Linked DNA regions of Homo sapiens: region 2 is linked to region 1. Evidence: read pairs that join two places in POLR2A ChIA-PET (ENCODE). Cell type or tissue: PC-9. All regions are shown on one strand. Each heading gives the region's core, and the rest is flanking DNA. Links, peaks and the distances in the headings are about the cores only.

Region 1 (4,408 bases), core at 88-4,087:
AGTTTATACCCTCATTTATGTGATGTATTCATTTGATTGAGGCACAGGAGAAACTGCTGCAGCCCATTAGAGAGAGAGAGCAAGTAGCCAGGGGAATATTAGAAGCTGGCTTCACAAGTTTTTTTGAAAAAGTTGCACTAAGAAGGCATTTTGGTCCTGCTCCCTTCCCCAAAACAACTTTGAAGCTTCATGTCACTCAATAAAGCTTGGCCCACAACCCCTAATTACACTGAAAATTTTTATAACTTCTCTGTGTTTAAATCTTTTTTTAATCAATTAAAGAAGAAACAACAAACCCATAGTCACTAAGCCACACTTGCCCCCAGATGTCTGGTTTAGCTAGCACAGTATATTTTGTGTTCGAATGTGAATGCTTTGGGATAGAGCATGCTCCCCCTAGTTCTGCCACAGGCTGCGCCATTCCCTACTGCTGCTTTACTCATTTATGTTTGCAACTCCTGATTTTCAGACTCAGAAAATGTATGACATGGTTTCTCTTCAAATCTGCAGATTTCTCTCAGGAAAAATCTCCCCCAATATATCTATGTATTTGTGAGGCGGTAGTAACACTAATGACAATAACAATGCTTTAGGTTGACATGAAGACAGGACAACAAAGGTCATTATATTGAAGATACTAATGTACGGAAATAAAATGCAAGGCACATATGATAGCAAAAGAAAAGGCAAGTGTATCTCTAACTCCTTCTGTCCTCAGGAATAACTTAGATCACTATATAATGTTATCACTAGAATACAGAAGAGCTATGCTCCTTTAAGCCAACTAACATGACTTGTGAGATGCGGAACAGCCACATTGTTTAAATACAGCATTTGTTGGACATACATGCAAATCCCAGGGTCAGACACTACATGGGATCCAAAAGCAAATATGTCAGCATTCCTAAACTGAAGGAATGTAGAGTCTGGAAGAAGACTCAGACATGCAATGGACAATGTTCAGGAGTGAGGCAACGGTGAAGGAATGTTGGATATGTAACTAAACTGCTTCAAGGTTCCAAACTGGGATATTCCTCCCACCCCTCTGGCCTCTCTCCAGCTCTTTTCCCTCCCAAGGCCAAAGCTTTCTTTTTAAAACGCAACCCTCCTCAGGTCACCTCCACCAAAGAACCCATCAGTAACTTCCCCTTTGCTTTCATGATAAAGACCAAAATTCTCTACGAGATCTTGAACCTCCATGTGGTTTGGCGTGGTGCCTCTCAAGGCACCAGCCTTTCCCTCCTGTGTTTCAGCCATCCTTCTTTCAGCCACGAGGCTCGTCCCTATAATGCTCTCTGCTTCACATATTCACATATTTTATCCGCACAGCCTTCTAAGTATGGCTAAATACAGCTTCCTTGGAGTAGCTTTAGTCTAAGTCCACAGTTCCTTTGTTATTTTTCTTTTCTTTTCTTTCTTTCTTTTTTTTTTTTTTTTTTTTTGAGGCAGAGGCTCACTCTGTCACCCAGGCTAGAGTGCAGTGGCACAATCATGGCTCACTGCAGCCTCGACCTCCCGGGCTCAGGTGATCCTCCCACATCAGCCTTCTGAGTAGCTAGGACTATGGGTGTGCACCACCATGCCCAACTAATTTTTTTGTAGAGATGAGGTTTTGTCATGTTGCCCAGGCTGGGTTTGTTATTTTTAACACCTCAGTTTGAAAATATACATTCATCAATGTAGTTATTTGATTAACTCCTCTGTCACCCAGACTGTAAGGTCTATTAGTCCTGGGATGGGATCTATTTTAGCTCACCAGTGTGTCACCTGTGCCCCCACATAGAGTCTGGAACATAGTAGGGATTTGCATTCTTGTAAGAATACGATAAGAATAAATTCTAAGCTTAAATATCAGTTCAATAAATTTGTGAATGAAAGAGTAAATGAATGGTCTTGCTTTTCAATCCCATCCTTGCAGCAGCGTGGCTGACAGTAGAGCTTGCCCTTGAGACAGAGGTGCAGCTGCAGATGCTTGAAAACCCTTCTGGAGCAGTGAAGGGAATAAAGGAGTAACTGAAGGGGGCTTGAGGCAGCTTCAAGGAGGCTGCACCCGGGTGGAATATCAGGAGGCCTCAATGGCTCATTGCTCTAGCCAACAGGCTCTAGCCATTCCAGGTAGGAATGGAAACTCTTCTTTGGGAATGAAGGCAGCAGTATGGTGAACAGCTGATTTCCCATCAAGAAGATTAATTTCCATAGTCACCACAAAACCTCTCCAGGCAAGCAGCTCCCCAAAGCTATTTTTGTTGTAAAGTCTAAACAACAGATTCTGAAGAAATTTTGCCTTCAGAATCCTTAATACAGAAATAGCAATAAAATTGAAGACTTTAGATTTTGAATGGCCCTCTCTGAGTCAATACGTTCTTTACCTTAGACTTTTTTAAGCAAAGCAGTGACAGTTTTTCATCATCAATTTTCTCTTCTGCGTAAATGGATGACGTTTGCCTTCCTGTTTATAGTGTTTACACAGAAGAAAAAAACACAGGTTTAACAGGTTGCAGCTGCCAGGTATGTGGATCCGGCTGGTATAATGTACACGTCCCTGTGTGTTAACTCATCTCTCTCCTAGCAACGGGGTGGGGGAGCGGGGAAAGCGGCTAGAAGCACTACCCTCAGGACACTGGGGATGGTTGTTTTTACATCATCTTACTTTCTTCACTAATTCATTTTCCTTTTTTTTTTTTTTTTTTTTTTGAGACAGAGTCTCACTCTGTTGCCCAGGCTGGAGTGCAGTGGCACAATCTCGGCTCACTGCAGTCCCGCCTCCTAGGTTCAAGCAATTCTTCTGCCTCAGCCTCCTGAGTAGCTGGGAGTACAGGCGCACGCCACCACACCCAGCTAATTTTTGTATTTTTAGTACAGACAGGGTTTCACCATATTGGCCAAGCTGGTCTCGAACTCCTCCTGACCTCATGATCTGCCCCGCCCCCCCCCACCCAGCCCTCCCAAAGTGCTGGGATTACAGACGTGAGCCACCACGCCCGGCCTTCATTTTCTTTTTTACACAGTAATCCTGAGTTCCTGATCTTGCAATTGAGGAATCATCATATTTGCACAGGTTGCACTTCATAGGCTCAGCAAGCATCTTTTCCCCATTGTGTCAATTTTCCCACAATTTCATGTAACCATCCAGCATTCCAGTTACTTCACATGGCACACAATCATCAATCAAGCCATTATTAAAAGACGATCTTCTCACAAACCAAATCCAGCCTGGCTGGGCCCAGTTTCTATCTTTTTCCATCCGTATCACAGAACATTTAATGTGCCTGGTTGGATTTGCATTCTCGTCAGAATAAGATAAGAATAAATTCTAAGCTTTAAAAATATCCACAGTTTTAATTAAGGCAGAAATAGCTGCATAAATTCCAAACCAGAGCAGGCAAATGATTTTAAGTCCAGACTTGTAACTCTTAATTTGCCCCAATTTGTATTAATATGATTTGAAATAACTAAATCAGTAAAAAAGCAGCTTTAAAGAAAGAAGTCTCTTGCCTCAAAAATAAAATGTTACTCTTTTACACCCCAGAAACTCACATCCATGTGGGTGAAATTTGAAGCTGGAGGCAAGTTAGCAATGTTCCCAAATGGTAAAAGGAATTTATGCCTTAAAGTGACCAGAGAGCCACTGAAACAGAAGTCCACATGTCAGTAGGGTGAGCATGACATAAATGATCAAATAAAAAGACAAAAGTAAAAAATAATATTGTCTTCCACTCCTATGAAAAGAAAATTTACTTTCACTCTGTTATTTGGCCCCATGATCAGTCTGTCTACCTATCTAATATTTTCTTCTCCTTTTGGAAATAAGAGACAGGCTGATCACTAGGCACAGTAATTGAACAGATAATCTGAAGACTCCTTTCAAATCTTAGAGCCAATTATTCAATGGCCTTTCTATAGGAAGAAAACAGCAGAGGGAAAATATCCAACAGGAAATGAAATAACAAATGTGAATGTGGGTTGTAAATTGTGAAATTCTATGTAAGAAGTGGAGCATTCATTATTTAGAGGGAAAAAAAGTAGGTTAAGGGTATTTTAAGAAAGAACTTGATTATAGTAACAGAATTCTCCCATCTTTTATCCTGAAAATAGACAAGAAACTTACTCTGGGATGAATCTATTCTTCCTCCAACAACAAATTTTTGCCAAAATATAGGTGCACTAATTCATTTGGAAGTTATATATTTAACTCACTGATTACATAATTCTTGGAGCTGGTGACAATTTCAAAACACGTGTTCCTGGTACATGTAATAAACTGAACATAATGCTGAAAAACAATAGTGTAATTTCCACAGGTAAAACCCCATTTTTCAAAGATATCATGATGAAATGTGCACAAAAGCAGTGATTTTTAAAAATTGACAAACAAGTGGCTATATAAGCCTCACAATCACCGCACTGA
Region 2 (4,408 bases), core at 146-4,145, 67 kb after region 1:
TATTTAACAGAAGGCAAGAAAGAAGATGAAATGTGGTTCACACATTTTTCATCATAATCCATTTATATAAGATAACTTGGAAAAGAATCTGTAAGTCATTTTTATTAGTCTGTCAAAGAAATGGCTGCTAATAAAACTGCCGAATCAAATCATTACCAGTACTGTGCATTGACCCTTGGCATAGGTAGAACTTTCTTTCCATCTCTGCTTCCTAATCTCTTACTTGACTAGGCTCTGGACTCCCACTCTCATTAATACCCAAAGGTTAGCTCTATGCACAGGTCAAATGTCAAATGGAGAATTAAAGCAATTGTCTGAATAATTCAGACTTAATACTTTCACCACAAATAATATTATAATAAAAATAAATTTTACCCCAAATTAACCGTGAAATTATCTCCAGTCTTTTCATTGCCTTATTAGCCCATTTCCTGCTCATATGAGAACACACCCTTTCACATAAACATCAGCCAGAAGACTTTGGAATACTTTGCTTGCTAATATCCTGACTATAAATTACCAACAGAATTCATCAACTAATCATTTCGGTAGAGTTTGTCACAGGACAAAAATCAAAACAAAAAAACATCATTCACACGTATATCATATATTCTTAAATTCCTACAGTAATTCATACCACTATTTTCTGTCCAATCATTTAAGGAGGCTCTTCATTCCAGATATAGTTCCTTTATATATTTCTTCTTTTTAATAAAGGCTGTTCATTAAACATGCAATATATTATCAATGATTCTTATAACATTTTAATATGTTTCATAAAACTTTCACAAACCTGGAAATAAAGTCCTTTGAGAAATTGTGTGATGATTGTTGGTTTGGAAAACATTCTCAACAAATATGTGATCCCCTTCAGCACAAGTAACATTTTTCACATAAAAAAAAAATTTTAATAGGGGCAGAATCTTGCTATTTTGCCCAAGCTGGTCTCGAACTACTGGGCCCAAGAAATCCTCCCTACTGAATCACATTGAAATGTAATGTAGACACATGAACAGATCAACACGAGTATGTTTTTTTAACAGGAAACCTCACCCATTTTTAGTTATTTATATTATTCACCCTTAACTTCCAGCGACACAACACATGATTCATTCTGCGTGGTGCACACAACTGAGGGTTGCCCTTGCACACCACAACACCCTTCCCAGAGGCCCACTCCCAATGGTCATGTTCTCTTAGGACCAGGATTCCTAAATGGTCAGTCATGTGGGAGATGCCGGGCTTAAATTCAAAAAATTACTTGAATCTATTCACAGAAGCACTGTGGTATAGTAGGTATCTGATCTTTGCTAATAAGTTTTCATAACTGTATTGTAACTTATATGGAACAGTCCTTCCTTGGGCAATCTTGGATTTTACCAGTCCCTAACTCAAAGCAAAATTAAAGCACTTCATCCCATCTCCCAAAGTAATTTACTCCACAAATCATTATGGAGCACTGTAGATCTGCTGATGTCCCCATCCATTATTTCTGTTTCCCCAAAGTTTCTCTTGAGCCACCAGCCCTTAAGTCTTTCTCTTCTCTCTCTCTGACTCTCTACATACCCTCTGACTCTCTACATACCCTCTCCTTTTTATCCACTTTAGGTCCTCAGCCTTCCTGAAGGCCCAGCCCTCCAAAAAGTTTATCAGAGCAGTCTTCCAACAAAAGCTTGTTTCTTCTTAGAGAGTGGATTCTACTGCCAAGAAAAATAACATTTTCTGTAGGTACTTACAGTGTGCTGGAGTGATTTATTTCAATGCTTTCCTGGTTTTTTGCCACCCTAGGCCCTGTCTATCCGCCTCCGGCACACCCATAGCCATTTACAGCACACAGGTCAAGAAGTTCTGCTCTAAGGATTTGAAAACATAACTGATAAGTTACATTCCAGTAATGCCCTCACAGACTTCAGTTCACATAAACAGCTCATGACCCTCCATGACCAGTAAGAAATAGTTATGTTCATTTCTCCAACTGTGTACATTGTTATGGGAAATACTTTAAGAAGAGTGTCCAACTGTGTATCAGAAAATGAGTTCCAAGCCTCCTGGGCTTCAAAACCTTGGGCAGGTTGTTTAATGTCTCTCTGAAGCTCAACTTAATCATCTATAAAATGAGAGTGCTCCTTCTAGCTAGGAAAAAACTATAATTCTAATGTTTCACAATTCTATGGAACACTAATGAAGATTGGGTTTAACATCAGGAGTAATTCAAAATAAATTTACCCTAATCAAAAACCTATAATTGGAAAAATTAGTTAAATACTAAATATTTCTGCATAGTGAATTTCTCTCCCAAAAGCATCTGACAAACTGCATGATCATTATTCAAGTGTTAGACAAATGCAGCTGGATGAATGCTCTAAAACAGCTGCCAAAGCATGGAGAAAATCTATGGGCTGAATTCTCCTTCAATAACTCAAATGACATTGCTTTTTTTGTTCTTGTTCTTATTTTTGTGAGTTTTTACAAAACATAGTTTTTGAATTACATAGTCAAAACAGAACACTAATTGAACTATACTTAACTGCTGGAAATTAGCCTAACAAAATCAAAATTACATAACATCTTTATATTCCATGGCTTACTAGAGAGTGCTCAATAATAGCTACCTAGGGAGGAAAAGCATTAGTAATCAATTGTTGCTAATTACAATATAATCTAGTATATGCTTAATATAATTCTACTTATAATTATATACTATATAACTGTATTATGTTTGATTTATATATATATTATTTATATATGTGATATATTATAACAGACTATATATGTGCCAGATAATTATGTTCCATTAACATGTAAAATTTTCATCTAGAGAAAATGTTCATTTTAGAGAATGCAGTTTTGGGGTGTTGTCCTTTGAGGCTGATTTCCCTCACCAAGACAATAAAACAATTTGGGATGGAGCTTATACTACGATAAGCTCCATTATGATATGATATATAAATATAATAAAATATGTATAACATTTCATTATATTTATAATATCATTATAATAGTATATTTATACTATAGTAATGGAATAATGTAATATAAATATAATATATAAGTATAAGCTCCATTATAATATATAAATATATATTTAATATAATATATACATATATTATATATTTAATATATCATATATTGTAAATATATGATATATGTATATTACATATTACATATATGCTAGGCTCTGGACTCCCACTCTCATTAATACCCAAAGATTAGCTCCGAATATGTATGCATAATATATACATATATTGTAAATATATGATATATGTATATTACATATTACATATACATATATCATATATTTACAATACATGATATATTATATATATTATAGATACATACTATTATATGTAAATATATAAATATATATTATATACCTATATATACACTATATATTAGTATATATACTAGTATACATATACTATATATATATAAGTATATTATATTTCTATTAGTATATGCTCCATCCCAAATAGTTTTACCGTCTTGATGAGGGAAATCAGCCCCAAAGCACAGCACCCCCAAAACTGCATTCTCTAAACAAAAATTTTCTGTAGATGAAAATTTCACATGTTAATGGAACATAATTATCTGGCACAATGTATCTTGAATGCTTATATGTCACACATTCAGAACAATGAAGAAAAAGACACAAGAAATGTGAATGATTTTTTACTAGCTTAGAATAAAGTCCTCTCTTTGACTTTCCATACCTTATGCATCTTTTAAGTCCTGCTCAAAGCTCCACCTCCTTCTGAAAGCCCTCCACTGTAGACCACTCTCTTATAACTCCCTGAAGAATTAGAGTCAATACCTTCATACAAAGTACTTGGTAAAATACTGTTGTTTCTTGTTCCCTTTTGAAATACCTCTTCAATCTGCAGAATGTCACTCATATAGGAGGCACTTAGTTATTATTGTTAAATAAGTACATTCGCGCTACAAATATAATAACCTATACAGAAATGAAAGATGCAGTATTTCGTTTACAGCCCTCTACTACTCAGAGTTTGATTTCCAAATGTGGCCTGGTTTGAAAGCATTTCTACCTGGAATTTCCAAATGCCTGGTGAATGAATGTCTTTGTTTTTTCTCAGTGATCTGTCCAATTAGGATGATTTACACTGCAAGTTGTTAGTAGGGCCTTTTTGATAATAAAGTATTCTTACTACCTTGGTCTGAGGGCTGAGAATATTATGGAAAATGAAATATGTTCCATGAATGAGAGCCTTCTTGGCCTTTTGGAAATGTTGGCAGAGGTATGAATGTTTTCCCTGTACTACTGTCTTTATGGAGCCCATGAATGCATTAGCTTTGTCCAATGAATTTTTGAAAAAATATTAACAAGTCTCACTCTTCTGTACATTCATTTAAGAAATGCATTCTCATTGATTCACTTTCCCTGTATGCA

What was found. Peaks named below come from ENCODE experiments on the same cell type or tissue, not always from the same donor. Only the 100,000 strongest peaks of a DNase experiment are listed, where the experiment ranks them.
Region 2: POLR2A ChIA-PET joins it to region 1 with 6 read pairs; 3 of 35 experiments call an interaction of 5 or more read pairs at or near these places.

The regions. Positions count from the first base shown.
Region 1 is chr4:165,458,201-165,462,608 of GRCh38, reverse strand. The region is part of intron 1 of CPE (carboxypeptidase E); the gene reads right to left. Among named protein-coding and RNA genes, the nearest start is that of MIR578, 74 kb to the right of the region's middle. In PC-9, for the core only: no CTCF peak of the experiment used is centred there; a DNase peak (open chromatin) is centred at 2,498.
Region 2 is chr4:165,391,214-165,395,621 of GRCh38, reverse strand. All of the region lies in intron 1 of CPE (carboxypeptidase E), which reads right to left. Among named protein-coding and RNA genes, the nearest start is that of MIR578, 7.2 kb to the right of the region's middle. In PC-9, for the core only: no CTCF peak of the experiment used is centred there; no DNase peak of the experiment used is centred there.